5 separate regions of the Homo sapiens genome follow, and all the other regions are linked to region 2. A link is a loop called in an ENCODE intact Hi-C map of the cell type or tissue named here. Cell type or tissue: PC-9. All regions are shown on one strand. Each heading gives the region's core, and the rest is flanking DNA. Links, peaks and the distances in the headings are about the cores only.

Region 1 (5,530 bases), core at 531-5,530, 98 kb before region 2:
CACAGAAATGGAGATCCTAAGTAAGTATTTTATTTATTTATTTATTTATTTATTTATTTATTTATTTTTGAGACAGAGTCTCACTCTGTCACCCAGGCTGGAGTGCGGTGTTGTGATCTTGGCTCACTGTAACCTCTTCCTCCCGGGCTCAAGTGATTCTCCCCCATCAGCCTCCTGAGTAGCTGGGACCACAGGTGTGCACCACCACGCCTGGCTAATGTTTGCATTTTCTGTAGGGATGGAGTCTTACTATGTTGCCCAGGCTGATCTTAAACTGCTGGACTCAAGCCATCTGCCCACCTCGGCCTCCCAAAGTATTGGGATTACAGGCATGAGCCACTGTGCCTGGCCCTAAGTATTTATTTTAAGCCACTAGGTCTGGAGTAATTTGTTACATAGCAGCAGATAAATAATACACATATTTTCTATAGCGATCACATTTATAATTTAAATTGAATTAAAAAGGCTGGGAGCAGTGACTCATGCCTGTAATCCTAGCACTTCAGGAGGCTGAGGCTGGAAGATCGCTTGAAGCCCAGGAGTTTGAGACCAGCCTGGGCAATATGGCAAAACACCTTCTCTACAAAATACAAAAAAAAAAATTAGCTGGGTGTGGGCTGGACGCGGTGGCTCATGCCTGTAATCCCAGGACTTTGGGAGGCTGAGGCGGGCAGATCATGAGGTCAGGAGATCAAGACCATCCTGGCTAATACGGTGAAACCCTGTCTCTATTAAAAATACAAAAAATTTAGCCAGACGTGGTGACAGGCACCTGTAGTCCCAGCTACTCAGGAGGTGGAGGCAGGAGAATGGCATGAACCCAGGAGGCAGAGCTTGCAGTGAGCCGAGGTCACGCCACTGCACTCTAGCCTGGGCAACAGAGTGAGACTCTATCTCAAAAAACAAACAAACAAACAAAAATTAGCCAGGTGTGCTGGCGTGTACCTGTAGTCCCAGATACTTGGAGACTATGGTGGGAGAATCACCTGAGTCAAGGAAGTCGAGGCTGCAGTGAGCTGTGACTGTGCCACTGTACTCCAGCCTGCATGACAGAGTGAGATTTTGCCTCAAAAAAAAATTTTTTTTTGGCTGGGCGCAGTGGCTCATGCATTTTGGGAGGCCGAGGCAGGTGGATCATGAGGTCAAGAGATCAAGACCATCCTGGCCAACATGGCGAAACCCTGTCTCTACTAAAAATACAAAAATTAGCTGGGCATGGTGGCATGTGCCTGTAGTCCCAGCTACTCGAGAGGCTGAGGCAGGAGAATCACTTGAACCCAGGAGGCGGAGGTGGCAGTGAGCCGAGATCATGCCACTGCACTCCAGCTCAAAAAATATATATATTTTTTTAATTAACAAGTTCTAGTATCTAAAATGAGCAAAATCGTCACGTGTGGTGGATCACACCTGTAATCCCAGCAATTTGGGATGCCAAGGCATGTGGATCATCTGAGGTCAGGAGTTCAAGACCAGGCTGCAGTGAGCCAAGATTGCACCACTGCACTCCAGCTGGGGAGACAGAGTGAGACTCCATCTCAAAAAAAAAAAAAAAAAAAAAAAAAGTAAATATGCATTTGAAAAGAACAGCATCAGCCAGGTACAGTGGCTCACGCCTGTAATCCCAGCACTTTGGGAGGCCGAGGGTAGAGGATAGCTGAGCCCAGGAGTTTGAGACCACCCTGGGCAACATGGTGAAACCCTGTCTCTACAAAAAATACAAAAATTAGCCAACTGTGGTAGTAAACACCTGCAGTCTCAGCTACTTGGGAGGCTGGGGAAAGGATTGCTTGAGTCTGGGAGGTCGAGGCTGCAGTGAGCCATGATTGCGCCACCTCACTCCAGCCTGGGCAACAGAGCAAGACCCTCTCTCAAAAAAGAAAAAAAAACATGCAAAAAGAAAACAAAACAGAACAGCGTCATTTCCTTATCATTAGTTTGAAGGAAGGGAATCACTGGCAAAAGTTTCCATTTTCTTTTTTTTGAGATGGAGTCTCACTCTGTCGCCCAGGCTGGAGTGCAATGGCGCGATCTCGGCTCACTGCAAGCTCTGCCTCCCGGGTTCACACCATTCTCCTGCCTCAGCCTCCTGAGTAGCTGGGACTACAGGCGCCCACCACGACGCCCAGCTAATTTTTTGTATTTTTGTAGAGACCGAATTTCACCATGTTGCTCAAGCTAGTCTGGAACGCCTGAGCTCAAGGGATCTGCCCACCTCGGCCTCCCAAAGTGCTAGGATTAAGGGCGTGAGTTACCAGGCCGGCCCAATTACTTTCTTCAGTCTGAGCATGAGCACTGGAAGAAAAGCTCTCACTCACATGTAATTTTTTTTAGAGACATGGTCTCCCTCTGTCACCCAGGCTGAAGTGCAGTGGCGTAATCTCAGCTCACGGTAACCTCAACCTCCCGGGCTCCAAATATATATATATATATATATATATATATATATATATTTTTTTTTTTTTAGTTGGAGTCTCGGTCTGTCGCCCAGGCTGGAGTGCAGTGGCGCGATCTCGGCTCACTGCAGCCGCCGCCCCCCGGGTTCAAGCAATTCTCTGCCTCTGCCTCAGCCTCCCGAATAGCTGGTATTACATGTGCCCGCCACCACGCCCGGCTAATTTTTTATTTTTAGTATAGACGGCATTCACCATGCTGGCCAGGATGGTCTTGAATTTCCGACCTCGTGATCCACCTGTCTCGGCCTCCCAAAGTGCTGGGATTAAAGGCGTGAGCCACCGTGCCCGGCCCGATCGCTTATATTTTTAAAGAGATGTTTTCTTGGTTTCCTAGCCCCTCGTACCCCCTACAAAGTTCCAAAGGCTTTGATGTTGTTGCAAAGGCCATGAGAGGTCAAGCCGAGGGGTGCAGCTCCCTAATGCGGTGTAGCCTCAGACGGGGCCGATCCTGCCCAGAATGAGCGGCGCCGGGCGGTGGGGGACGCTGCCGGTGTCCCCGGGACCTGGCTGGGGGAGGAGTTGGGGGGGCGCACCTACACAGGCTCAGGTGACGCGAGTGTGCGGCAAGGGCTGTAGCCGGAGCTAGCGGGCTTGTGGTGGCCACTGAGGAGCTTCTGCCCGACAGTGCCCTCCGGGCCACAGCCGCTTGGTGCGCAGCGCCTACTCGCTCAGCGTCAGGCCCTTGCTGCGCCCTACGCCGCAGGCTGGGAAGTCGCGCAGGTAGCAGTAGTACAGGCAGTGGTAAAGCTCGTCCTTGTAGCTTATTGGTGTCGGCGGCCGAGTCGGAGCCTGCGGACACTAACCCGCCGCCTACTGACACTGACCGGCAGTCTGTGGCCACGCGTCTGCGCATGCGCTCTCCTGGAATACCCAGCCGCCGCGCCTCGAGTTCCGATTGGTTCTACAGAAGGGGCGCGCCTCCGCTGACGTCACAGGCGCGGGCCTTCCGGCGACGTAATAGCGCCGGCCTTCGGCGATGTCACAGTGACGCTACAGTGCCTGGAGCTGGGCTGTTTTCTCCTCGGTTTGGAGCCTGGTGACCGTGACTTCCCCGCCATGTTCTGTGTGTTGCTGGCTGGAGAAGGGTAGTTGACAAACTCCGACCCAGCACAGTGTTTCTGTGGGTCAAAACTAGAAAACTATGTCCGGGCTCCGCCGAGGCGGAAGGATCCCTTCAGGCCAGGAGTTAAAGAGCGGCCTGGGCAACATGGCGCGACTCCATCTCTGTAGTCCCTCCTCAGCTTCCCAGATACTTGAACCCCAAGGTTCAAGGCTGCAATGAGCTATGATCCCATCACAGCACTCTATCCTGCGAGACTGAAGTAAACCTTGTCTAAAAAAATAAACTATCCAAGTGTGCAACAGGGAGGGACCGCTTAAAGAAAACATGGTAATTGTATGTTCAAATACTTTTAACAAGTGCAAAATGTATAGGCTTAAATAAATAGGGCTGGCCGGGCGCGTTGGCTCACGCCTGTAATTCCAACATTTTGTGTGCCCGAGGCATTCCGATCACTTGAAGTCAGGAACTCGAGACCAGCCTGGCCAATATGGTGAAACCCCATCTCTACTAAAAATATAAAAATTAGGCCAGGCACCTTGCATCGTTTCAGGAGGCTCGCACCTCCCTAAGGGCCCGTTAATTGAACCCCTCGGACCTGAGGGTGAGAAACCTTGGCTTAGTTCTTCCCAGGGTGATCAGCCCAGGGGTAAGAGAGGAGAGGCCAGAAAGCAGGACCCATGAGAAGGGCCCCCTCCTGGAGTTTGAGGCCCATTCCTTCCTGCCCCTGCGTCTCCTCGGTCCAGGACTCCTCCCTGCTCTGCCCCACTCCTGGGGCCATGGCCACGGGGGGCTGCTTTTGGGTACAGGCCCCAGCGGCAACCCTGGGCCCAAAGTGGGCAGGCTCACCTGGAGGGGATCAGAGTAAAATGGCAAGAAGCGAGGGGAAAAGCCGCCCTGGAAGCGCGCCTCTCTGCCCCCTGACGTCAGTGGGTGCACTCTTCCCTCACCTCACTCAGGCAGCGGCATGAGTTACCTGGGAGCACTGTCCTGCTCCCTCTGCTGCCTCTTTTTAGTCTTGGGGCTACCATAACACTTTCCCTTCCCCAGCCCTCCCAACCTGGTGGGAATTTGGGCTTCCCTCTTACAGGGTCCTGGGGACAGGCGGGTCCTGGGGATAGGCCCGTCCTGTATCATACCTGCAGCGAGACCCTTTTTTTTCTCCAGGACCTGGGGAGCAGCCAGGCTTCATGAGTTAAATGCAGATCTGAACCATACCAAGTTGGGATTGGGGTACACATTCTTCCCATCTGAAAACTAGCTAGGGGTTCCAACTTGGTGAGAGGGAGAGTGGGACAGAGCCAGACCAGACAAGAACTGATCACCTGGAAAAACCTGCCATCAAAGACCTTGACGAGTGCTGGGTGCGGTGGCTCACTCCTGTAATCCCAGCACTTTGGGAGGCTGAGACAGGTGGATCACTTGAGGCCAAGAGTTCGAGTCTAGCCTGGGCAACATGGCAAAACCCTGTCTCTGCTAAAAATACAAAAATTAGCTAGGTGTGCTATGCTCATGTAATCCCAGCTACTCAGAAGGTTGAGGCAGGAGAATCGTTTGAACTGGGGAGGCAGAGGTTGAAGTGAGCCGAGATTGTGCCACTGCACTCCAGTCTGGGAGACAGAGTGAAACTGTGTCTCAAAAAAAAAAAAAAAAAAAGAAAAAAGAAAATGGCTTTGGCAGAGGGGCTGGCCCGGCAGTGCCTTCCCTTGGGTTTCTCCTGGGTAGGCCTCTGCCATGAGGAGGCGCTTCCTTCTGCCTGTTCATGGCCCACAGCAAAGGAATGTCTGCTTCTGGGGGTTGGGTGGGGGACTGCTGGCAGAACTGGAAACCTTCTTCAGGTGGGTTTTTTTTTTTTTTTTTTTGAGACGGAATCTCACTCTGTCACCCAGGCTGGAGGGCAGTGGCGCAATCTCAGCTCACTGCAACCTCCATCCCCCCTCCCCCGTCCCCCCGCGGCCCCCTCCGGGTTCAAGTGATTCCCATGTGTCAGCCTCCTGAGTAGCTGAGATTACAGGCA
Region 2 (5,955 bases), core at 956-5,955:
ATCTCGTGCCTCACCGTGACCTCCCCCAGGCCAGGCTCCTGCTTTTTGGCGGCCTCCGCAGGCCCGGCTCCTGCATCCCGATGACCTCTTTAGGCCTGGCTCATCCCTCTGAACGGCCTCTTTCAGAGGCCCGGCTTTTCCCTCGTGGCAGCCTCTGCAGGCCCAAGTTGGCAAGCCACCACCACGGCCCGGTGGCTGCCTCCCAGCCTACTCTCCAGGCCCAGCACTCTCTCGCGGCTGCGCCTCCATGCCCAGCCCCAGCCTGCAGACAGCTGCTTCTGACTCGGCTCGTGCCCAGATCCCGGCAGCATTCGTACGACCAAAACCTCCTCCAGCCCAGCTCTCCAGGCCCACCTGTGGCCTCGCAGTGGCCTCCCCGGGGCCAGATCTTGCCTCACGGTGGCCTTCCCCGGCCGTGTTCCTGCCAGCCTCCCAGCGGCCTCGACAAGCCCATCGCATGCCTCTCACTGGGCTCTGGAGGTCCAGCTCAAGCCTCACGGTGGCCTCTCCAGGCCCAGCTCCCGCCCGCCCCGACGGCGTCTCCCGGCCAAGGGTTTCTCAAGTGGGCCCCTCCAGGGCCCAGCTGCTGCCCCCCGGCCGATGGCCTGTGCGGGCCCAAAGTGTCCTGAAGTCGGCCTCGCCAGGCCCAGCTCCTGCCTGTCGTAGGCCCCTGGACTTGAGGCACGGCCTCTGCCTCCTCACAGTGGACCCCCACCAGGCCCAGCTCTTGCCTCAGCATGGCCGCCTCAGGCCAGGCTCGTGTTCTGCCTGTGGGCAGCCTCCACGGGCCCGGCTCTCGCCTCTGGCCATCCTCTCCAGGCCCAGAAGTGTTTCCAGCCAGCCTCTCCAGGCCCAGCTCTCCTTGCCGGCTGCGCCTGCCGGCCCAGCTCCTGCCTCGCAACAGCCACGTTCGGCCCAGCTCCTGCCCAGCTCCTGGCAGCCTTTGTAGGCCCCAGGCTCCTCGAAGTGAGGCCTCTCAGGCCCCGCCTTCGGCTCCCTGGCGGCCTGAAGAGTCCCAGCCACTGCCTGACAGCGGTTTCTCCGTGGGTGCCAGTAATCCCAGCTGCTCGGGAGGCTAAGGCAGGAGAATTTCTTGATCCCGTGAGGCGGAGTGTACAATGTTAAAAGTTTCCTTTTCAAAGTTTCCCTTCTTCATAAAGAATAAATCATAAGTTTTAGAAATAATTTTTTAAAAATTAGCTTCCTTGAGACCTCCTTGCTTTGTGCTAATAACTGTTAAGCCCTATACTGTGTAGCTGTTAGATAGAAAAGAGTAAGTACAGTCTATGTCCTTGTACTTTAAACAATATATTTGTGCTACACATGCTTACAGGCACATAGTACAGTCTATGTTCTTGTACTTAAACCAAGGTATGTTTGCTGGCTGTGCTCACAGGGATGTCTTAGCTTGCTGCGTTCCTTATTTTGGAATGTCCTTTTTTTTTTTTTTTTGACAGTCTCTCACTCTGTTGCCCAGGCTGGGGTGCAGTGGCACAGTCTCAGCTCCCTGCAACCTCTGCCTCCCAGGTTCAAGCGATTCACCTGCCTCACCCTCCCAAGTAGCTGGGACTACAGGCGTGTGCCACCATGCCCAGCTAATTTTTTGTATTTTTTTAGTAGAGACACGGTTTCACCGTGTTAGCCAGGATGGCCTCGATCTCCTGACCTCGTGATCCGCCCACCTCAGCCTCCCAAACTGCTGGGATTACAGGTGTGAGCCACCGCGTCCGGCAGGAAATGTTATAACTTTTCTATGTCTTTTCATAAGCAACTTCCTCTTTTTCTTTATTCTCCATTAGTTTTACCTATTTAGCAGTGTTTTAAGTTGTTAGCCAATCAGGTTCAGTTTAAATTGTAATTTCTAGCTCCAGTCAATGGAGACAACACACAGTAGCAAGGACAAGCTGCATAAAGGATAAAAATTGCTTCCCTCTTTTCTCCAGAAAGTAAAATTACCTTACTGAGAAAACTTCTTTGTCTAAATGCTGATTTTTCCTTGCAGTACTGGGGAAGAAGCATTTTGTTTCTGAATAAACATTTTACTCATAACACAGAGGTTGCAGTGAGCCGAGAGCTTGCCACTGCGCTCCAGCCTGGGCGACAAAGCGAGACTCCGTCTCAACAAAACAAAAAACAAAGACTGGTTCTTGGCTTCCCGTGGCAAAGGCCTTGGCCACATCATTTTGGTCCTTAACACCATACATGCAGCCACTGGTCTTTTTTTCCTCACAGAGGAGGACAGGAGTTCTGTGTGAGGAGGTGGCCAGAAGGATGGGAGGACGGATAATTGGAGCTTGGAAGTAGACGTGTGGTGAGTTTCATCCACACTGACAACTTCCTGATGGAGTTCTGGGTGGCAGAAATGGTGCTGGGAGATGCTGTTTCTCCTCCATGTCCCTATCATCCCCCCTCCTACTCACCACCACCCCATCTCTGGTCTTTAGCATCCGAGTGGTCCCTGCCTTCACGTCACTCCTAGTTCGTGTGCACCTGCAGCTCAGGCATTGCTGGGAAGCTGACTAGAAAATGCAGAATCTGGGCCGGGTGCGGTGGCTCACGCCTGTAATCCCAGCACTTTGGGAGGGCAAGGCGGGCAGATTACTTGAGGTTAGGAGTTTGAGACCAGCTTGACCAACATGGAGAAACCCCATCTACTATACAAAAATTATCTGGCTGTGGTAGTGGCGTGCATGTAGTCCCATCTACTTGGGAGGCTGAGGCAGAACTGCTTGAACCTGGGCCAGAGAGGTTGCAGTGAGCCGAGATCACACCACTGCACTCCAGCTTGGGCGACAGAGCAAGACTCCGTCTCAAAATAAAATAAAAATTTAAATTAAAAAAATCAGAATCTGGGCCCAGCAGCAGGCTCCAGGGACCCCCCTGCCAACCCGTCCTTGGTGGAGTGTGAGCAGCCTTGGCCACCGTGTCACCATCCTGCTCAGCTCCTGGGACGCCCTGTTCCTGCCATCCACAAGCTCTTCAGCCTGTCTGCTCCGGCAGCTGCCTATGACGCCCATCCCACCCTCCCTGCTGGTTGAAATCCTGCCCAGCCTGCAGAGCCAGAGCGTATGCCATCTCCTCCTCCTCCTTTTCCCTCCTCCTAGAGATCTTGATAGGGGAAGTCCTCCTTGATGCTCTGCCAAGACATGAAGTAACCTTGCCCTCCTCTGGAGTCCCACGGTACTTCCTCTGTGTTTGTCTTGTGGATTCTCAGTACCTGACTCGTCTTTAGCCCTGGAAGGCAGGAGCTAGAGGGTGAATAGCCCAGGGACGGCCAGTATCTCCAGGCCCCTTCATCATCATCTGAAAGAATCTAGGATATTCTACATTCCAGGTCCTCCCTTTAGGATGCTAGAGCTGAATTTCTGAGATGGAACCAGAAATGCGCTTTTTTTTTTTTTTTTTTTTTTTTTTGGGACAGGTCTCTCTCTGTCTCCCAGGCTGGAGTGTAGTGGCACAGTCACAGCTCACAGCAACCTCAAGCTCCTGGGCTCAAGCAGTCCTCCCACCTTAGTGGGAGTATCCTGAGTGAACTCTCTGGGAGGTTCTTAAGGGGTAGCCCCTGGTTTATGGAGAGAGGTAGTGACCACCCTCAACCAAGACACAACCTGACTTAGCTTGAGTCCCAGGTCCTGTCAGGGTTGTTGCAAGGATCCCATAAAATGGCAAATGTACCCCAAATACAGCCAGCATAGTGCTCTGCATATAGAACCACCAGGAGGAAACAATGCTAAAGTACCACGCTCAGAGTTCTGCTCTCTACAGCAGTGAAAAACAAAAACACCGAATTATCCACCCTCAAGGTTATCCAGCTGTGAAAAGAATGGCAGGGCACAGTGGCTCATGCGTGTAATCCCAACACTTTGGGAGGCCGAGGTGGGAGGATTGATTGAGGCCAGGAGGACCAGCCTGGGCAACAGAGCAAGTCCTCCCACCCTGATATCTTGTTTTTTTTTTTTTTTTTGAGACGGAGTCTGGCTCTGTCGCCCAGGCTGGAGTGCAGTGGTGCAATCTTGGCTCACTGCAAGCTTCGCCCCCCAGGTTCATGCCATTCTCCTGCCTCAGCCTCCTGAGGAGGTGGGACTATAGGCACCCGCCACCACGCCCAGCTAATTTTTTGTATTTTTAGTAGAGAAGGGGTTTCACCGTGTTAGCCAGGATGGTCTCGATCTCCTGACCTCGTGATCTGCCTGCCTCGGCCTCCCAAAGTGCTGGGATTACAGGCGTGAGCCACCGCGCCCGGTCACCCCCACCCCGGTCTCTACAAAAAATTATAAAATTAGCCGGGCGTGGTGGCAGGCACCCATAGTCCCAGCTACTGGGGAGGCTGAGGTGGGAGGATCGCTTGAGCCCAGGGGTTGGAGGCTGCAGTGAGCCATGATCACACCACTGCACTCCAGCCTGTGCGACAGAGACCCTGTCTCTAAAGAAAAATTTAGAAAAGTGACAAGGGCAAATACACACAGTGAAAGAAGTGGGGGGCAGCTCATCTCCATAAATGGCCATCAGAGTCAGGTCTCCCGCAGCCACACCCTTGTGTGGTTCCTGCCCATGTCATTGGGGGCCTTGTAACTTACTCTAACCTAGAGAATGCAGCGCAAGCGAAGCTGGGCCAGTTCTCAGCCCAAGCCTTAGAGCCTGGCAGCTTCTGCTTTTGCTTGTGGGAACTGAGTCATTCAACAAACATATGGACCTTGCTGTAGATGCGTTGTGAAGAATGAGAGGCCCAAGACCTCGGGGAAAAGGCCAGCTGTCCGGGCATCTCCCAAACACCAGCCTCGCGTGCTCCAGTCCAGCCAAGCCTCCAGTGACTGCAGTGGGAGCTGTGGGCATGTAACCACCCAGCTGAGTCCTGTCAACCCCCAGCGTCGGGAGATAGGAACAGAAATAGCCTAAAAGCCACCAGAGTGGAGAGGGCTGGGATTGTTACAGTAGCAGATAACCTGCAGAGCAGGCTTCATTCTCTCAACCTATGAAATATGCAAGAGAGGACAAGTATTACCAGTAGTTCCTTTCCCGCTTTATTTTTTAGCTGCTTTTTGGGTTTTATACAATGAACATGTATTAATTGTAGAAGAAAACGATGTCATCCTTTATGATAAAATCCATTTCCATTTTAGCTTTTTTAAAAAAACAAAAAGCTGTTGTGGACAGATGAACATCCAAGTACTGGGCACACCTCCAGCCCTCCCTCTTCCACTGAAGGCCATTGCCTATTCCTAGAAAGTTCTTTCCCAGGTATGCAGCTTTCAGTTTCCACTTCAGAGGCCACAGTGTCTGGGGAACGGACTGCCCCCAATACTAAAGGGAGTCAAATCTCTTTAATTCCGCACTCCTCAGTACAACAAGAAGTCCCTTCTTTAGGCCACTGATGGAAACCTGGAACCCCCTTTTGATGGCAGCATGGCGTCCTAGGCCTTGACACAGCGGCTGGGGTTTGGGCTGTCCCAAACCGCACACCCCAACCCTGGTCTACCCACAGTTCTGGCTATGGGCTGTCTCTGCCACTGAACATCAGGGTTCGGTCAGAAGATGAAATCCCAAGGGGGACAGAGGTCAGTAGAGGAAGCTCAATGAGAAAGGTGCTGTTTGCTCAGCCAGAAAACAGCTGCCTGGCATTCGCCGCTGAACTATGAACCCGTGGGGGTGAACTACCCCCAGGAGGAATCAGGCCTGGGCGATGCAAGGGTGCCAACAGGAGGGGCGGGAGGAGCATGTACGGGTAAACTGAATACTGTGTCCAATTCCATAAATTAACAATTTAGACTTTCTTGAAGCTACTGATGAAAGCGTCACGCTTCAGTCTAACAGTTAAACATCATCTAATTCTGATTGGTAATGAAGAGGTAGCAGACACTCTAAAGTTGGCTCTCACAGGGAAGAAAGCACAGCATTTACAGAAGGGACCTTGAAAAATAAAATCAAGGACGGCTTTTATTGATGCGCCCACAGAGC
Region 3 (6,150 bases), core at 753-5,752, 61 kb before region 2:
CTCTTTCTGTCATCTTTCCAAGACCCTTTCAACACAAGGCTCTTTAAGGTCTATCACCAGCATCCCCAAGTGGTCTCTCTGTACTCCCTAGGTCAGAATTTGTATGTGCGTTACTCCCCAACAGTTTCCTAACACTTTCTCTTTTTCCGTGTTTTTCAGTCTGCGTGTACTTTTGGTTATGAGCTTCATGAGGGCAAAGACGTGTTCTATCAGTTGCATCACCAGTGCCATCTAGCTCAGTTCTCTGCACACAGTTGGCACTTAGTAAATGTTTGAGTTAAATTAATGAGACCTCCAAGATATAGGGCCTAATTTTATCTGCACATGTGAGTCCCTTGAATGAATGCTGTAGAGTGCTGCTTTTTTACTGTGCTTGTTTGGCAGTTTGTTATTGTGGAGAAGAATGAGGACCATGTGGTTTCAGTTTGAAAGGAAATTGTTGCGTAGCGATTTACCATGCAGCTGTGAGACTATGAACAAATGACTTTAAATATTATACAGTAGAAAAGAAAATTGACTTTGGAAATTATGGTATTATTTCAATTTTTTTCTCTTCTCTTCTTTCTGGACAAGGCCTCGCTCTGTCACCCAGGCTGGAGTGCAGTGGTGTGATCATAGCTCACTGCAGCCTGCACCTCCTAGAGAGGCGATCCTCCTGTCTCAGCCTCCCGAGTAGCTGGGACTACAGGCATACACCATCACACCTCGCTAGTTTTTGTATTTTTTTGTAGAGATGGGGTCTTGCTGTGTTGCCCAGGCTGGTCCTGAACTCCTAACCTCAAGTGATCCTCCCACCTTGGCCTCCCAAAGTGGCATGAGCCACTGTGCCCATACTGGGTTTGTTTTTTTTTATTTACAGTAGCCGTCCTAATGGGTATGAAGTGATATCTCATTGTGGTTTTGATTTGCATTTCTGTGATGATTAGTGATGTTGAGCATTTTTTCACATGTTTGTCGGCTGTTGGTATATCTTTGGAGAATTGTCTATTGAAGTCCTTTCCCATTTGTTAACCGGATTATTATTATTATTTTTTTGTTATTGACTTGTAGGAGTTCCTTTATATTCTGGATATTAACCCTTTATTAGATATGTGGTTTGCAGATATGTTCTCTCATTCTGTGTGTTGTTCCTTTTTACTCTGTCAGTTGGTTCCTGTGTTGTGCAGACGTTTTAAATCTTGATGTAATTAATGTATTTGTCTGATTTCACTTTTGTTGCCTGTGCTTTTGGTGTCATATCCTAGAAGTCATTGCAAAATCCAGTGTTGGGAAGCTTTTCCCCTAAGTTTTGTAGTTTCCAGCCTTTACGTTTAGGTATTTAATCCAATGTTAGCCCTTTCTTAATGGGTTCTGTGTATTTTCGGCAGGGAATAAGTCTTTAATATGACTGTTTCAGGAATTTACCATAGTTAACTTTTCTTTTTTCCTTCTTCCTTCCTCCCCTCTTTCCCTCCCTCATTCCCTCCCTCTTTCATTCCCTTCTTCCCTCTCTTACAGCTTGAAGATAATGGAATCACTCACTTTTTGTTCATAATTGGTAAGATTTTAGTTGGTAGAATGATAATTCCTTTTCAACAGAACTTTGTTATTTGTTCATTGGTTAGCAGGAAGAAGATGAGCCTTAAGTCTGAACACTGAGGAATTCATGTGCATCAGTCAGACCTCCTGTGCAAGGAAGGATGTGGTTACTACGGCAACCCTGCCTGGCAGGGTTTCTGCTCCAAGTGCTGGAGGGAAGAGTACCACAAAGCCAGGCAGAAGGAGATTCAGGAGGACTGGGAGCTGGCGGAGCGGTAAAAGGACTTAACTAGGGGTAGTTGAACAGTGACGTGACTGGATACATACTTCTGTCACCGTCCAGATACATTTTTTTAAATTTCTGCTTTGACCTATCAGCAAGTCAGTTTAAAATTAAGGAAAAGGATGTTTTCTCCTCTTCTTCTCAGTCAACCTTTAATGAACAGCTTTCAATAGTTTCTTCATTTTGTGTATGTCTTAACTTCTGATTATATTCTTTGGGTTGTGTTAGTTCTCAAATTTAGACAATAAGCTCCTTGGAGTGGAAGAATGGAGATAGGCATATTTCCCGGTGAAGATTAAATGAGCTAATAAATATGATGTACCCAGTGCAGGGCTTGCAAATGGCACTCATCAAGCATTATTTCCCTTGTTCTTTTAATATATTCAGCGTGGCATGTAGCTCAGTGATAAAACACAGTAGTAGAAATCTGTTGACTTGTATACATAGTCCTTGCATTATAGAAATTTAACTTTTCCTTAAAAATTAGATTAGTCAAAGGCAGTTTATATTATCTGGAAATACAGTGATGTTAAAAATTAAATAATGAGCCAGGCGCAGTGGCTCATGCCTGTAATCCTAGCACTTTGGGAGGCTGAGGCGGGAGGATCACTTGAGGTCAGGAGTTTGAGACCAGCCTGACCAACATGGTGAAACCCCATCTCTACTAAAAATATTTAAAAAGTTAGCCAGGCGTGGTGGTGCGCACTTGTTATCTCAGCTACTCAGGAGACTGAGGCAGGAGAATTGCTTGAACCCAGGTGTTGGAGGTTGCAGTGAGCCGAGATCGTGCCACTGCACTCCAGCCTGGGTGACAGGGTGAGACTCTGTCTCAAAAAAAAAAAAAAAAAATTAAATGATGGGATGGCTAGTGAGCATAGGAACTAATAAAATGCCATGAATAATGTTAATTCTTTGCCAGAGCATTTTGGAAATTCTAAAACTGCTTCAACAGAAGAAAGTCAAATGGAATTCTGCCAAATCTTCTTGGTAGTTTTTTTGTTTTTTTCATCCAGTCAGCCAATATTTGTTGAGTGACTATTTTGCTGGCATCTGTGGTGAACTCAGAGAATTAGAAATTACACATTGCTTTCAGTGACTGTGGTCAATCAAAGAGAAAATTTTAGCCCAGAACATGAATGATCTCCTCAGGGTTTCCACTGCATGCCTGATGCTGTCAGTAGCAGATCCTGTTTCAAAAACAGTAGAGGGCACTAGGCACCAACTGCCTCAGCTTCCTCCCCTTGCCACATAAAAATGTACTAATACCTTTATATTAACTTCTTGTCTGTTCCAGAGAAAGAGGTGTCCTGATTCCATCCTCAGACTTAGCACCTCCACCTGTGATTTTTGTTTCTATTTCTTACTGCTTTTAATTGTGACCCTGCTAAATCTCTTGGAAAGCTTGTAAAAGCAGTGATTGCTGGACCTTACCCTTAGAGTCTCTGATTTTAGTAATTTGGGAGTAAGACTAGAGAATCTGCATTTCTAACAAGTTGCCTGGTGATGCTGCTGCTGCTGTCTGGGGAATCACACTTGGAGAACCACTGTCTTATAGATAGTGCTTGGTTTTTTGTTTTGTTTTGTTTTGAGACAGGGTCTTGCTCTGTCACCCCAGCTGGAGTATAGTGGTGCAGTCTCAACTCACTGCATCCTCTGCTTCCTTGGCTCAAGTGATCCTCCTGCTTCAGCCTCCCAAGTAGCTAGGACTACAGGAGCATGCCACCATGCCCAGCTAATTTTTGTATTTTATGTAGAGACAGGGTTTCACCATGTTGCCTAGGCTGGTCTCAAACTCCTGAGCTCAAGTGATTCAGCCGCCTTGGCCTCCCAGCGTGTTGGGATTAAGGGCGTGAGCCCCCGCACCCGGCCTGTGTTTGTTATTTATTACAGATGGTTCACATGCAGCTAATCCGAAGCCAAATTTATTGCTTTTATTTATTATTCTCCCCATTCTGAACATTTTCCTCCTAACCCTTCTCGTGAGTCAGTTAATGGCGTCATTCTTTACCAAGTTAGCTAAAAAACCTTGGTTTCACTCTTGATTTCTCTTTAACCTCCCTTGGCACCTACAATTTGACCAAGTTCTGTTTGTTCCAACTTAGAAAAGTCTTTTGAATTTTACCTTTTCTACTCCTCTTTTCCAGGTATTTATTTTCTTTTACTTAAACCTTTATAATATACTCTTAATTCCTGTCCATGTCTCTGGTTTCTCTATCCTTCAAGTTGTTCTTACAGCTACCTGCATGATCTTTCTAAAGCACAGATCTGACAACAATAACTTTTTGGATTTACAGTCTTTCTTGCTTCCCCACCGCATGATGAAATCCAGAATAGGCTTAGCAATGGGCTTAGCAATCAAGATTCCCTACCCTCTGGTGCCTTCCTGTGTAGCCAGCATCACAGTTCATCACACGCCAGTGCTCTGGCTACATTCAGCTTGTTGTGAAGCAAACCACAGGCTTGCACATTCGTAGTTCCTTCTTCCTGGAATGTCCTTTCACGTAGAATCCTAATCATCCTTATCAGTCAGGCGTGGTGGTGTGTGCCTGTAGTCCCAATAACTTGGGAGGCTGAGGGATGAGAATTGCTTGAACTTGGAAGGCAGAGGTTGTAGTGAGCTGAGATCGTGCCATTACACTCCAGGCTGGGTGATGGAGTGACACACTGTCTCAAAAAAAAAAAAAAAAAAAAACAGAAACAAAAAAAGGATCCTGTTTGTCCTTTAAGACTCACCCCAAACAGCACCGTTGTAAAGCCTCATCAGACTCCTCCAGCAGATTGCGTTGTTCTTTTCTGTGTTCTCACAGCACTCAATTTTTACTCTCTGATGTAGCAGCTGTCCCATTATATAGCAGTTGTTTACTTACCTTTTTGTTTGTTCCAACCTTGAGCTTGTTAGGGAAAAGGACTAGACTTTCTTTATTTCACTGAGCTTGTTGGGGAAAAGGACTAGACTTGGTTTCTTTCATGTAACCCTAGAGCAGTTGCTGAATGAGCATGAGAAGATCCCATTTGAAATCTGTAGTGCATGAAGAGCAGTCCATCCTGTAGCTATGTGAGACCTCAGACTGATTTTGCATATTTAGTCTCTAGTTCTAAAATCTTTAGATCCTCCTGAATAAATGGAGTAATAACCTTCAGATACAGAGAAATCTTGGAGAATATCTAGATCATTCTAATCCTCTCTTGAATTGCAGACTCCAGTGGGAGGAAGAGGCCTTTGCCAGCAGTCAGAGCAGCCAAGGGGCCCAATCCCTCACATTCTCCAAGTTTGAAGGAAAGAAAACCAACGAGAAGACCCACGAGGTTACCACAGTGAAGAAATCTTCAGTGCGTCTTCCAGGGTCGGATCAAAGAAGGGTAATGTTCTGATACTCTTTTTTTTCTTCTCTGCCTGAGTGAGACACAGAGTAGATCCAAAATGCTTATAGGCTCAGCTTTGTAATTTCTGTCAACTTTTTGAGAACATCAGCTCAGATTTGAGACTGAAATTGGGTTTGAGGGTCAGACAATATATGAAACCCATACTCTCTTTGGTCAAAAGACATTGTGTTTTAGAGAAATTTGTTTACTCTGTAGGAGGAGTCAAGAGAATTGAAATAGGTAGTTTTGTTTATGAAATTCATGCCTATCCAAGTGACTGTCTCTTTGGATGTTTTGTTTTTTGTGCATTTGTGGATCTTGGTTTGTTCTGTGGCATAATACCCTCACTGTTCATAGCTTGTCAGAAATGGTGATTTCTAGGCTTGAAAGTCATCTGAGAGAGAGATTTTCTGCCCGAGAGCTTATTTGAGAGACAGCTTGTGTCTTGGGGAAGTGTATTGAGAGCATATAGGAAAAAGCCCACGTTGGGCTCTTGGGGGGATGAAAGTGAGCCATAGTAGCTGTTTTCCAGTGCATGGGTTTGTATGTAGGTGATCATATTCACCCGGCTTCTTAAAGTGCCATATAACCAGCAAGAAGATTGTCACGTAAGTCACAGGTGTTCTACAATTGAGCAGACAAGCCAGTTGAAATGGCCCAACATGAAGCAAGAAAGAATCTTTGTCGTTAGGCCTTGGTCTCCGAAAATTTATGTTGGTACTCAGAGTTATGCAGTCAATGTGAAATAATGAGGGAGACTGGGAACCGACACTGATGCTGTCAGAAGACCTGTTTTCTGGGAGCCCCCTCTCTTGCTCCCCAGTTCCTACCCTGGGGTAATTGTAATGAGTTCTCCCCTGGAGGCAGGGGAATGAATAATAAGACAGTGTTACCCCTTAAGACCCTTGCCAATCTTCTAGGTTTTGTGACTTTTGCTGTTTCCTTTTGTTTTATTATAAGGAAATAAAAGGAAATATTGCTTACCA
Region 4 (6,150 bases), core at 423-5,422, 110 kb before region 2:
GCCACCGTGCCCAGCCTCTATGCTTTTATATTCAACTGCAAATACATTTTACCCCCATATATGGAATCCTACGATACACATCTGTTGTCATCTAATAGGCTGGGGAGAGGCTTTGGAGGCAGATCAGCACTTCGTTTATTAGCTTTGGCCTTGCGGAGAGAATAGGGAATAGTGAACCCACTGGGAAACCACTCCAAAGCCCTGCATTGGGACCCTCCCTTTGGGCCAAAGCTTGGTTGGGGAGGGGGCAGCTCTGTGGGTGTGTGCTGGGGGTCAGCACCTTATTCTTGGGCCCTTCGATCTCCTGCTCATCTGCAGGGAGGACGCTGGTTTTTTTGTTTGTTTGTTTTTGTTTTTGAGACGGAGTCTCACTCTGTCGCCCAGGCTAGAGTGCAATGGTGCAATCTCGGTTCACTGCAACCTGCATCTCCCGGGTTCAAGCAATTCTCCTGCCTCAACCTCCTGAGTAGCTGGGACTACAGGTGCACGCCACCACGCCCGGCTAATTTTTTTTTTGTATTTTTAGTAAAGACGGGGTTTCACTGTGTTAGCCAGGATGGTCTCGATCTCCTGACCTCGAGATCCGCCCACCTCGGCCTTCCAAAGTGCTGGGATTACAGGTGTGAGCCATGGCGCCTGGCCTACTGTGCTATTAAAATAATTACTCACTAGGCCACGTGAGGTGGCTCATGTCTGTAATCCCAGCACTTTGGTAGGCTGAGATGGGTGGATCACCTGAGGTCAGGAGTTCGAGGCCAGCCTGGCCAACAATGTGAAACCCCATCTCTACTAAAAATACAAAAAATAGTATGGCATGGTGGCGCATCCCTGTAATCCCAGCCACTCCGGAGGCCGAGGCAGGAGAATCGCTTGAACCCGGGAGGCAGTGGTTGCAGTGAGCCGAGATCGCGCCACTGCACTCCAGCCTGGGCGACAGAGCAAGATCCTGTCTCAAATAAATAAACAAATCAATGAATAGAAAAAGATCTCGAAGGACAAACATCTAGAATGAAGATGGAAATTGCCTTTGGAATGTGTATTGTGTGTAGGGTGCTCTCAACTTTTTACTCCATATATTTAGTGGGATGGGTTGAATTTTATTCCTAAAAATTCATGTATTGAAGTCCTAAGTCCCAGTTTCTCAGAATATGGCCTCATTTGGAAACAAGGCCTTTGCAAATGTCATTTGTTAAGATTACTGTTTTCCATGGGTGGGGTGGGGTTGGGGGGCTCCCAGGGGGGTCGCAGGAGAGGATCTGCAGACTGGGGCCACCACTGTTGATGAGTCAGTTCAGACATTTCCCCATCTCACAATCACATCTGCTGTGCTGGTACAAACCAGCCCCAGATCAGCCCACCTGGTCCTATCTCTCAGCATCTTGTTCTGCCTGACCCAGGGTGACCCCCTTAGACTTTGCGAGGAAACTTAAGCAACTAGAAGAAAATTAAGAGGAGGAAAAGAACTCATTTCTGGCTGGCCAGCTCTGGCTGATGCAGGAAGTTCGCCCCAAGTTATGAGTCCGTGGGGGCCAGGGCGCAGGCAGGGGCGGGATGTGGGCAGCCTCTGCGAGTGGGGAAACTGAGGAATTCCATCTCAAGCCCTACGAGATTAGGAACTGGGACCCACAGAGGCAAGCACCGGGAGACCCGGGCCCAGCCCCCTGTAGGCTAGAGCCTGCCAGCGCCTGGATGGGGATTTTAATTTTTTTATTTATTATTTATTTATTTATTTATTTTTATTTGTATTTTGAGATGGAGTCTCGCTCTGTCACCCAGGCTGGAGTGCAGTGGCACAATCTCAGCTCACTGCAAGCTCCGCCTCCTGGGTTCATGCCATTCTCCTGCCTCAGCCTCCCTAGTAGCTGGGACTACAGGCGCCTGCCACCACGCCCCGCTAATTTTTTTGTATTTTTAGTAGAGACGGGGTTTCACCATGTTAGCCAGGATGGTCTCGATCTCCTGACCTCGTGATCTTCCCACCTCCGCCTCCCAAAGTGCTGGGATTACAGGCGTAAGCCACTGCGCCTGGCCTATTTTTGTTTTTGAAACAGAGTCTTGCTCTGTCTCCAGGCCCCCTGCAGTGTCACGAGCTTGGCTTACTGCAACCTCCACCTCCCGGGTTCAAGCAATTCTCCTGCCTCAGTCTCCCGAGTAGCTGGGACTACAGACACACGCCACCATGCCTGGCTAATTTTTTGTACTTTTAGTAGAGATGGGGTTTCACACTGTTGGCCAGGATGGTCTCAATCTCTTGACCTCGTGATCTGCCCGCCTCAGCCTCCCAAAGTGCTGGGATTACAGGAGTAGGCCACTATGCCCGGCCTCTGGATGGAGATTACTGCAGACATCCATAGTGGCTGCAGGGCAGGCTCCAGCTCTCCCTCCTTGTCCCCAGCAGCTTCCTCCCACCCTGAGTTTGGAGTAATTGATCCCTATCCCCTGGGCATGTCAGGCAGGAATGTCCTGTCCCTGCTGTCCCCACAGGGCAGTGGAGCCAGGAGGGAGTCAAGGTTACCTGGTTAATGGAAGTTTCCCTGACAATTCATCTTGTGGGGCACCACCTTGCTCCTCTCTCTGTTTTTAAATTTTAAGACAGGATCTGGCTTTTTGGCCAGGCTGGAGTGCAGTGGCATGATCATAACTCATTGCAGCCTCCATCTCCTGGGCTCAGGCAATCCTCCTGCCTCAGCCTCCCAAGTAGCTGGGTATATGGGTGATATGCACCACCATCCCCGGCTAATTTTTAAATTTTTTGTAGAGACATGGGAGGTGGGGGGCAGTCTCACTATGTTGCCCAGGCTTGTCTTGAACTGGGCTAAAGGGATCTTCCCACCTGGGCCTCCCAAAGCGCTGGGATTACAGGCGTGAGCCACCGTGCTTGGTCTCTGCCTTGCTTCTCTTGGGCAAGATGACAGCTTCTGCACTTCCTGCACCGATACTGTGTCTCCGGTTTCCACCGCCCTCCTGGATCCACTCCGGCCTCCCTTCTCGCCGTCTGAAGGCGGCTGTCCCTCCTGCCTAGATGAGCAGAGACCAGACAGAGCCGGAAGCTGGATTTGGCTCTGGAATGCTAATGAGCATTCTGCCGACCGTGACCTCCCGGGGCTGGAGCAGGGCTGGTGCAGCCTCAGCCTCTGGCTCCCTCTGCAGGCAGCAGGCGGGAACTGCGGGGGAGTTGTGGCCTGCGGGAGACCAGGTCCTCCTCGTGGAGGTCAGGGTTGTTCTAGGTTACGCTGTTCATCCCGTCCGCGATCGCAGACGAGACTCGAGACTTGCTTTCTTTATAATTACCCAGCGTGGCTGGGTGGCCCCAGGACTTAACAGCAGCTTCTTTGCTGGATGGACTCTTCTGCTGTCTAAGTACCTTCGCCCTGGGCGCCCCCTACTCCCACACTCTGTTATTTAAAGACTGGTTCTCCACCTGGTGGGTGGCTTATGCCTGTAATCCCAGCACTTTGGGAGACTGAGGTGGGAGGAATCCAGGAGTTGGAGACCAGCCTGAGCAACATAGAGCGACCCCGACTCTACAAAAAAAAAAATTAGGTGTGGTGGCATATGCCTGTAGTCCCAGCTACTCAGGAGGCTGAGGCAAGAGGATCACTTGGGCCTGGAAGGTGGAGGCTGCAGTGAGCTATGATTGTACCACTGCACTCCAGCCTGGGAAACAGAGGGAGACCTGATCTCAAAAACAAAACAAAGGCCGGGCGCTGTGGCTCATGCCTGTAATCCCAGCACTTTGGGAGGCTGAGGTGGCCGGATCACCTGAGGTCAGGAGTTCAAGACCAGCCTGGCCAACATGGTGAAACCCCGTCTCTGCTAAAAATACAAAAATTAACCGGGCATGGTGGCAGGCACCTGTAGTCTCAGCTACTCAAGAGGCTGAGTCAGGAGAATTGCTTGAACCCAGGAGGCTGTGGTTGCAGTGAGCCAAGACTGCACCACTGCACTCCAGCCTGGGAGACAGAGTGAGACTCTGTCTAAAGAAAAAAAAAAGAAAGAAATAGTGGCCAGGCACGGTGGCTCACGCCTGTAATCACTTTGGGAGGCCCAGGCAGGAGATGGCTTGAGTCCAGGAGTTTGAGAACAGTCTGGGCGATATGGCCAGACCCTATCTCTAAAAAAATAAAATCAATCAACCAACCAATCAATTAATCAATCAATCAAAAAATTAGCTGGGCATGGTGGCACACACCTGTGGTCCCAGCTATTCGGGTGGCTGAGGCACAAAAATCGCTTGATGGCAATTTGGTGCTGCTCCTGACCCTGGGTGCTGAGCAGGCCCGGTGCTGTCTCCCGTGGACCTGGTCGGGCCTTACCTCTTGATGACAAACTGGATGCTGTTGCTGGCCTCCAGAATCTTCCAGAGCTTGGCGATCCCGAAGCAGTTGGGCCTGTGGAGAGAGATGCCTTCAGGCAGCCCCACCACAAACAGCTCCTCCGGGTGCATCAGAAACTTGGAGTATGGCACCTTGACGGGCTCCGAGATGCCAATGGCCTTGGCTGCAGAGACATGGCTGCTGTAAGGCCACCCGGTGCCACAGGGCCAGGAATCTCAACCCCTGTGTCTCATGCCTGTGTAGGGGGCAAAGCTGCCAGAGCCCTTTTGAGGGCCTTCCTGGGAGGTGAGCCAGGCGTGAGCCACCTTGCCCTGCTTATATTACTTATTTGCTTACTGTTTATCTCTCCACATGAGGATGTGTACCCTAGGAGGTGGGGACATCTGTTTGGTCCACTGCTTTTTCCCCAGCGCCTTGTGCAGGACCTAGTACACAGTAGGTGCTCAATAAATATTTGTTGAGTCAGGGTGCGTTGGCTCACGCCTGTAATCCCAGCTCTTTGGGAGGCCGAGGCAGGAGGATCATTTGAGGTCAGGAGTTCGAGACCTGCCTGGCCATCATGGTGAAACCCCGCCTCTACTAAAAATGCAAAACAGTTAGCCAGGCATGGTGGCGGGCACCTGTAATCCCAGCTACTCAGGAGGTTGAGGCAGGAGAAGTGCTTGAACCCAGGAGGCGGAGGTTGCAGTGAGCTGAGATCGCGCCACTGCACTCCAGCCTGGGAAACAGAGTAAGGCTCCATCTCAAAACATTTAAGAGATGGGTCTCTCTATGTTGCCCAGGCTGATCTTGAACTCCCAGCCTCAAGTAATCCCCTCGCTTTGGCTTCCCAAAGTGTTGGGATTACAGGCATGAGCCACCTTAGCCTGCCTATTTTACTTATTTGCTTACTATCCATCTATCTCTTCACAGGCAGATGTGCACCCCAGGAGGTGGGTACTTCTGCTTGGTTCACTGCTTTGTCTCCAGCTCCTTACACAGGACCTGGTACACAATAGATGCTCAATAAATAGCTGTTGGATAAACGGACAAATTAATCCCAACAGGTGGCTCCTGGGAAGCATGCTGGGCCTTGTTAGAAATGGGGCCTATGGTCGGGTGTGGTGGCTCACGCCTAAAATCCCAGCACTTTGGGAGGCTGATGAGGGTGGATCACCTGAGGTCAGGAGTTCGAGACCAGCCTGACCAACATGGTGAAAGCCTGTCTCTACTAAAAATACAAAATTAGCCAGGCATGGTGGCACGTGCCTGTAATCCCAGCTACTCAGGAGGCTGAGGCAGGAAAATCGCTTGAACTCGGGAGGCGGAGGTTGCAATGAGCTGAGATTGCTCCAAAGTCTCTAAATAAATAAATAGAGCCTACTTGAGGTTTCCAAAAGGAACCCAGCCTTGGATTGGGGTCAGGCATATATTGGGTTTCCTCTACTAGAGGCGGTCAAAATCAAGAAAAGTCTGGGGCCTGCCTGGCCCACCCCTTTCCGTTTGCTCCCTGGGGAGATGAGTCCTAAGCACCACCAGCCCAGGTCCATTTCTTACCTGTCAGCGTCTCCATCCCATAACCAGAATCCTCCGATGGCAGGTGCCCAGGCATTGAGTCTGTCATTTCCTCAGAGGTTGGCAAGGCATCTGAAGACAAAACTCCAAATGACATGGGTGTCTTCTGCCTGTCATACTCCTGTCACAGTCCTTCAGGGACCACCCAGCCCAGTCTCCCCACAGGCAAGGGTCTTTTTCTTTCTCTCTTTTTTTTTTGGTTCGAGATGGAGTCTCACACTGTCGTCCAGGCTGGAGTGCAGTGGCGCCATGTCGGCTC
Region 5 (6,150 bases), core at 734-5,733, 250 kb before region 2:
ATGTGGGCCGGGCGGGACCACGGCTGTGTATGTAGCCCCGCCCCGGGGGCGGCCGCCTTCCCCTCGGGCATGGCAAGAGCCAATCACAGGCCAGCGTGTCCCCGCTCCGCCAATGGTCGGACTGTTGCTAGGGCCTGGGTCCCTGCCCCGAAATCGGCCCGCTTAGCGGCCCCGGGGCTTCATTTGTTGCAGATCCCGCCCTCCAGCCACTGGGGAGCTTTTATCTCCCAACTTCACCCGCTTCTCTCTCCTCCGTCTTCCGCCTCCACCTTTGTTACGTGCTTGGGAGGATGGAGCCTTGGGCTCGTGGTGGGCCCTTGGTCCCACGCCTGCCCTTCAGTTTCTCCATCTGAATAATGACGTGATCTCTCGTGTCCCGGCCCGTACTGGTTGGCTATCCTTTCTTACCTACACATCTCTGCTTCTGAAAACAGCCCTGGGAGGTCTGCGTTGTTCCCAGATTGCAGAAGAGGAAACTCCTGGCCCCCGATGCACACAACAGCTGGGCGGTTTCTGGTGGCTACCTGGGTCTGACGGGTTCCATCACTTTACACGCGGGAGCCATGGTGCAACAGTGAGGGAGGGGGCAGATCTGGTGTCCTGGCGACACTGAGGCCAGGTCCTGCCTCTCTTTGGTATCCCAGGCCCTCCACAGCTAGGTCCCAACCTGCCTGTCCAACCTCCGCTGCCCTCATGCCCCAGGTGTTACAGCCCCATCAGCCTCCTGTGCGCCCTTCAAGGTCCTCTGCTCCAATACCCTTCCCTCCCACGGTCCTGATGATGATAACTGAATCGAACAGTGGCTGCCAGCCAGGGCCAGGGCCCTCCCCCATCATCAGTCCTGAAAGATGTCAGAAATGGAATAAAGACACCCAGTCTCCCCGCTTCCCATCTCCTGACATAGAGTTGTATAATCCCAGGCCGAGAGGGAGTTGAGTTGCCCAAGTCACTATCAAGGCTGGATTTAGGAATTAAAAATCAGCTCCAGTGAGGTTGCTGACTGTTTAGAAAGGTGGGATTTCTGTCGCTCAGCAATGTCTATTTTCTTTTTCTTTCTTTTTTAGAGACAAGGTGTCACTCTGTTGCCCAGGCTGTACTGGAGTGCAGTGGTGCAATCATAGCTCACTGGAGCCTCCAAATCCTGGGCTCTGAGTAGCTGAGACTATAGGTGTGCACCACCATACCCAGCTGATTTCTAAATTTTTTTTGTAGAAACAGTCTCACTGTGGTGCCCAGACTGGTCTCGAGTACCTGACCTCAAGCCTCAGCCTCCCAAAGTGTTGGGATTACAGGTGAAAACCACTGTGCCCGACCCAATGTTTCATTTTCTGAATAAAGGGCTGTTGGGGGACAAAAGCTTAAGAGCTCAGGATTTGGATTCTCATCCCACCATGTCCTAATTAGGTGACATAACCTCTCAAGGTATTTAGCCTTTTAGAGGATCAGTTTCTACATCTGTAAAACGAGAATAATACAACCTACCTCAAAAATGTCTAGCAGTGACTGAGTGCTTACTATCGGCTCTCAGCAGCCTTCTAAAGACTTCACAGTGGCTGGGTGCAGAGGCTCAAGCCTGTAATCCCAGCACTTTGGGAGGCTGAGGCAGGAGGATCGCTGGAGACTGGGAGTTCCAGACCAGCCTGGGCAACATAGCGAGATCCTATCTCTACCAAAATTACAAAATTAGCCAGGCATATTGACAAATGCTTGTGGTCCCGGCTACTTGGGAGGCTGAGGTAGGAGGGTAGCTGGAGTCCAAGAATTCGAGGCTGTAGTGAGCTGTAATGGTGCCATGGCACTCCAGCCTGGGCAACTGAGCAAGATCCTGTCTCAAAAAAAAAAAAAAAAAAGCCAGGCATGGTGTCTCATGCCTGTAATCCCAGCACTTTGGGAGGCCGAGATGGGTGGATCACCTGAGGTCGGGAGTTAGAGACCATCCTGACCAACATAAAGAAACCCCATCTCGGCCCGGCGCGGTGGCTCACGCCTGTAATCCCAGCACTTTGGGAGGCCGAGGCGGGTGGATCATGAGGTCAGGAGATCGAGACCATCCTGGCTAACAAGGTGAAACCCCGTCTCTACTAAAAATACAAAAAATTAGCCGGGCGCGGTGGCGGGCGCCTGTAGTCCCAGCTACTCGGGAGGCTGAGGAAGGAGAATGGTGTGAACCCGGGAAGCGGAGCTTGCAGTGAGCCGAGATTGCGCCACTGCAGTCCGCAGTCCGGCCTGGGCGACAGAGCGAGACTCCGTCTCAAAAAAAAAAAAAAAAGAAACCCCATCTCTACTAAAAATACAACATTAGCCGGGTGTGGTGGCAGGTACCTGTAGTCCCAGCTACTCGGGAGGCTGAGGCAGGAGAATCGCTTGAACCCGGGAGGCAGAGGTTGCGGTGAGCCGAGATAGTGCCACTGCACTCCAGCCTGGGCAACAAGAATGAAACTCAGTTAAAAAAAAAAGAATACTTCTTAGGTATTAATTCATATAGTTGCATCATTTGCAGATGAGGAAACTGAGACTTAGCAACATGCCCAAGGTCCCACAGCTAAGAAGTAAGTGGCCAAGTGGGATTGAACCCAGGCAGTGTGACATGAGTTCCTGCAACCATAACTGCGATCCCGTGCTGCCGCTCAGTGGAGTGGGGTTGCTATGAGGATTTAATAAGCTAACGAGTGATTGGCAGCTAGCAGGTGCCTCCTAAAATGTGCCAGTTCTGATTAGGATCAGAGTGGAAACAGTGGTCAACCCCCCTGCAGCAGAGGGTGTGACAGGGTGGGGCAGGAGCCCGGGCTCAGGCCTTGGCTGCCAGACCCTTCCAAGGCAGAGAGAGTGGGCTGGGTCTTCCAGGAGGGAAATTCAGGGAGGCTTGAAGGCCCTTGGAAACTGAAGCCCAGGGCAGAGGAGAACCGGGCTAAAGGCGTGCTGGGTGTGGGGCTGGGGAGAGGGGCAGTGGGGAGGTGTCAGAGTTTTTCAAGACTGGGCCTCTTTTTATTTTTGTTGAGACAGGGTCTCGCTTTGTCACCCAGGCTGGAGTGCAGTGGCACAATCTTAACTTGCTGCAACATCCACCTCCTGGGTTCAAGCAATTCTCCTGCCTCAGCCTCCCGAGTAGCTGGGATTACAAGCATCCGTCACCACACCTGGCTAATTTTTGTATTTTTAGTGGAGACGGGGTTTCACCATGTTGGCCAGGCTGGTCTTGAACTTCTGACCTCAAGTTATCCACCTGCCTCAGCCTCCCAAAGTGCTGGGATTACAGGCATGAACCACCATGTCCGGCTTGTCTCTTTGTTTTATTTATTTATTTATTTATTTATTTATTTATTTATTTATTTATAAGAAACAGAGTCTCGCTCTGTCTTCCAGGCTGGAGTGCAGTGTTGTGATCATATCTCACTGCAGCCTCAAGCTTCTGGGCTCAAGCAATCCTCCCACCTCAGCCTCCCGAGCAGCTGGGGCTGTAGGTTTGCACCTACTGCCATGCCATGTCCGGCTACTTTTTCCTTTTTTTTTTTTTTTTTTTGTAGAGAAGGGATCTCACTATGTTGTCCAGGCTGGTCTCACATTCCTAGGCTCAAGCGATCCTCCCGCCTCAGCCTCCCAAAGTGCTGGGATTACAGGTGTGAGACACTGCGTCTGGCCAAGACCAAGTCAATTGCCCCTGTTTGCGCTCTACAGGGCTCAGAACCTGGGCAGAGATTCCTGAAGGTTCTGGACTGGGCAGTGTTGGTGCCTGAGGAATTCATCCTCTCTGGGAGGGCACCAGGGGGCAGTCGCTTACTGTCCTATCTGGGCCTGGGAGTGGGGCGATGTGGGTCCGCAAACCCCAGGGCGTCCTCTAGGGGGCAGTCTCGGGCCTGCCTGCGCACAGCTCCATCCTCCGTGTGGGAGGGGCTGAGGCTTCCTGCCTGATCTTGACTTGAGCCCGGGTGGGGATTGATTTATCTTTCTCCCACCCAGAGCCCACTACCCCCTGCTGAGGGGATCGGTCTGTGGGGCTGCTCCCAGGGTTCAAGGCTTTCAGGCTGGGCAGACCTGGAGAAGAGGGGTCTTTGGGGCCACGGGAGGAATTACAAAGGGATAGTTTGGGCATCAGGGTTCAGAGACAGGTGGGGTGGAATTCAGAGAGGGGAGGGGCCTCAAACAAGGGAGGGGAGAGTGGGGAAGTGAGGAAGTGCAGTCATGGGGTGGGAGCTCAGGGAAGACGGGTGAACTCCAAGAAAGGCCAGGTGAGGCGGCTCACATCTGTAATCCCAACACTTTGGGAGGTGGAGGCAGGAGGATCACTTGATTCCAGGAGTTCGAGACCTCCCTGGGCAACATAGTGAGACCCGCATCTCTACAAAAAATTAGAAACTTACCAGGTATAGTGGCGCACACCTGTTGTCCCAGCTACTCGGAAGGCTGGACAGGAGGATTGCTTGAGCCCAGGAGTTGGAGGTTGCAGTGAGCTATGATCTCACTAGTGTACTCCAGCCTGGAGACAGAGTGAGACCTGGTCTCTAAAAAAGAAAACAAAAAGAAAAGAAGAAGCCAAGCACGGTGGCTCATGCCTATAATCTCAGCACTTCAGGAGGCCAAGACGGGCGGATCACCTGAGGTCAGGAGTTCAAGACCAGACTAGCCAACATGGTGCAACCCCGTCTCTACTAAAAATACAAAAATTAGCTGGGTATGGTGGTGCACACCTGTAATCCCAGCTAATCTGGAGGCTGAGGCACAAGTATTACTTGAACCCATTGGGAGGAGGCTGCAGTGAGCCAAGATGGTACCACTGCACTCTGGCCTGGGCAATAGAGCGAGACTCTGTCTCAAAAAAAGAAAAGAAAAAAAAGAAAGAAAGAACGGATTTCCTGTGCGAGGAGGGACTTGGTGTTGGGAGGGGTACAGTCAGGTAGTGGAGCTGAGTCAGGGAGGGACAGAATCAGTGGGGCAGATGGGAACTCACGAGGGGTCCAGTGAGGGCATGAGGGCCAAGAGAGGGTAGGTGAACCCAAAGAAGGGAGTGATTTCTTTTTTGTTTGTTTGTTTGTTTGTTTGTTTTTGTTTTGAGATGGAGTTTTGCTCTTGTTGCCCAGGCTGGAGTGCAATGGCACTATCTCAGCTCACCACAACCTCTGCCTCCTGGGTTCATGCCATTCTCCTGCCTCAGCCTCCTGAGTAGCTGGGACTATAGGCGCCTACCACCACACCTGGCTAATTTTGTATTTTTAGTAGAGATGGGGTTTCTCCATGTTGGTCATGGCTGGTCTTGAACTCCTGACCTCGTGATCTGCCTGCCTCAGCCTCCCAAAGTGCTGGGATTACAGGTGTGAGCCACTGCGCTGGCTGACCTTTTTTTTTTTTTTTTTTGAGATGGAGTCTCGCTCTGTCACCCAGGCTGGAGTGCAGTGGCTCAGTCTTGGCTCACTGCAACCTCCACCTCCCGGGCTCAAGTGATTCTCATGCCTCAGCCTCCCGAGTAGCTGGGACTACTGACACCCACCACCATGCCTGGCTAATTTTTTTTGTATTTTGGTAGAGACTGGGTTTCACCATGTTGCCCAGGGTGGTCTTGAACTGCTGAGCTCAAGTGATCCGTCCGCCTCGGCCTCCCAAAGTGCTAGATTACAGGTGTGAGCCACTGCACCCGGCGGGAGTGACCTCTTTGTCATCCATCCACCTGATTAAGTTTTCAACCTCCTTATCCTGTGGTCCCACCAGCCTGAAGACATAGACGCTCCCAGCCATTCCTAAGAGGACTTTGAGGAGCCCATCATATGGAGAGCAGAACGACATAGGGAAAAAAGGGGTTACTTAGTGGGGTCAGGGGCCAGACTGAAGGCCTTTCTCACCCAGGCCCTTGTTGGTCATGCACAGAAATATCTGCATATCCTCAAGTCCCCCTGGGACTTTGGTCTTCCTACGATTGTTAGGGGACCTGGGTAGCTTCCACTATTCATGACTCCCCCTAGATCGTCACCCTGCATGGGACTGACAACACCAACAGACAACCAGAGGTCCCCCAGAAGTGAAGTCTCAGAATGGAAACTGAGCCCAGGGCCAGGCTGCACCCCAGCCCATGTCTCCGCCAGGGTGCAGCGGGCCCAAACCAAGGTCTGGCCCCAGCCCTGGGCTTTTTCCCTGGTTTTTTTTTTTTTTTTTTTTGAGATG

What was found. A loop is a pair of places that touch in the nucleus more often than their neighbours do. Peaks named below come from ENCODE experiments on the same cell type or tissue, not always from the same donor. Only the 100,000 strongest peaks of a DNase experiment are listed, where the experiment ranks them.
Region 1: it touches region 2 in a loop (11-fold over the local background); 4 of 110 quality-filtered maps call a loop at or near these places.
Region 3: a loop joins it to region 2, with 13 times the contacts of the local background. A loop is called at or near these places in 17 of 110 quality-filtered maps.
Region 4: it touches region 2 in a loop (6-fold over the local background); 4 of 110 quality-filtered maps call a loop at or near these places.
Region 5: it touches region 2 in a loop (14-fold over the local background); 4 of 110 quality-filtered maps call a loop at or near these places.

What each region holds. Positions count from the first base shown.
Region 1 is chr7:76,164,474-76,170,003 of GRCh38, reverse strand. No RefSeq gene overlaps it. Among named protein-coding and RNA genes, the nearest start is that of SRRM3, 35 kb to the left of the region's middle. In PC-9, for the core only: a CTCF peak has its summit at 3,066; a DNase peak (open chromatin) is centred at 3,293; H3K4me3 peaks cover 1,580 bases; H3K27ac peaks cover 1,169 bases.
Region 2 is chr7:76,066,552-76,072,506 of GRCh38, reverse strand. MDH2 (malate dehydrogenase 2) reads right to left here. Exons shown (of 9, transcript NM_005918.4): 9 at 4,999-5,955. Among named protein-coding and RNA genes, the nearest start is that of MDH2, 21 kb to the right of the region's middle. RefSeq lists an enhancer at 759-1,283. In PC-9, for the core only: a CTCF peak has its summit at 3,183; a DNase peak (open chromatin) is centred at 3,116; H3K27ac peaks cover 575 bases.
Region 3 is chr7:76,127,631-76,133,780 of GRCh38, reverse strand. No RefSeq gene overlaps it. Among named protein-coding and RNA genes, the nearest start is that of SRRM3, 71 kb to the left of the region's middle. In PC-9, for the core only: a CTCF peak has its summit at 3,036 (motif pointing right); no DNase peak of the experiment used is centred there.
Region 4 is chr7:76,175,294-76,181,443 of GRCh38, reverse strand. It overlaps the pseudogene LOC100420548. Among named protein-coding and RNA genes, the nearest start is that of SRRM3, 24 kb to the left of the region's middle. In PC-9, for the core only: CTCF peaks have their summits at 2,931 and 3,130 (motif pointing left); a DNase peak (open chromatin) is centred at 3,133; H3K4me3 peaks cover 465 bases.
Region 5 is chr7:76,312,101-76,318,250 of GRCh38, reverse strand. FPASL (fibroblast proliferation associated lncRNA) reads right to left here and starts at 4. Exons shown (of 2, transcript NR_186616.1): 1 at 1-4. RefSeq lists enhancers at 1-137, 486-665, 138-1,134, 3,685-3,979 and a silencer at 1-205. In PC-9, for the core only: CTCF peaks have their summits at 3,610 and 3,816 (motif pointing right); a DNase peak (open chromatin) is centred at 3,780.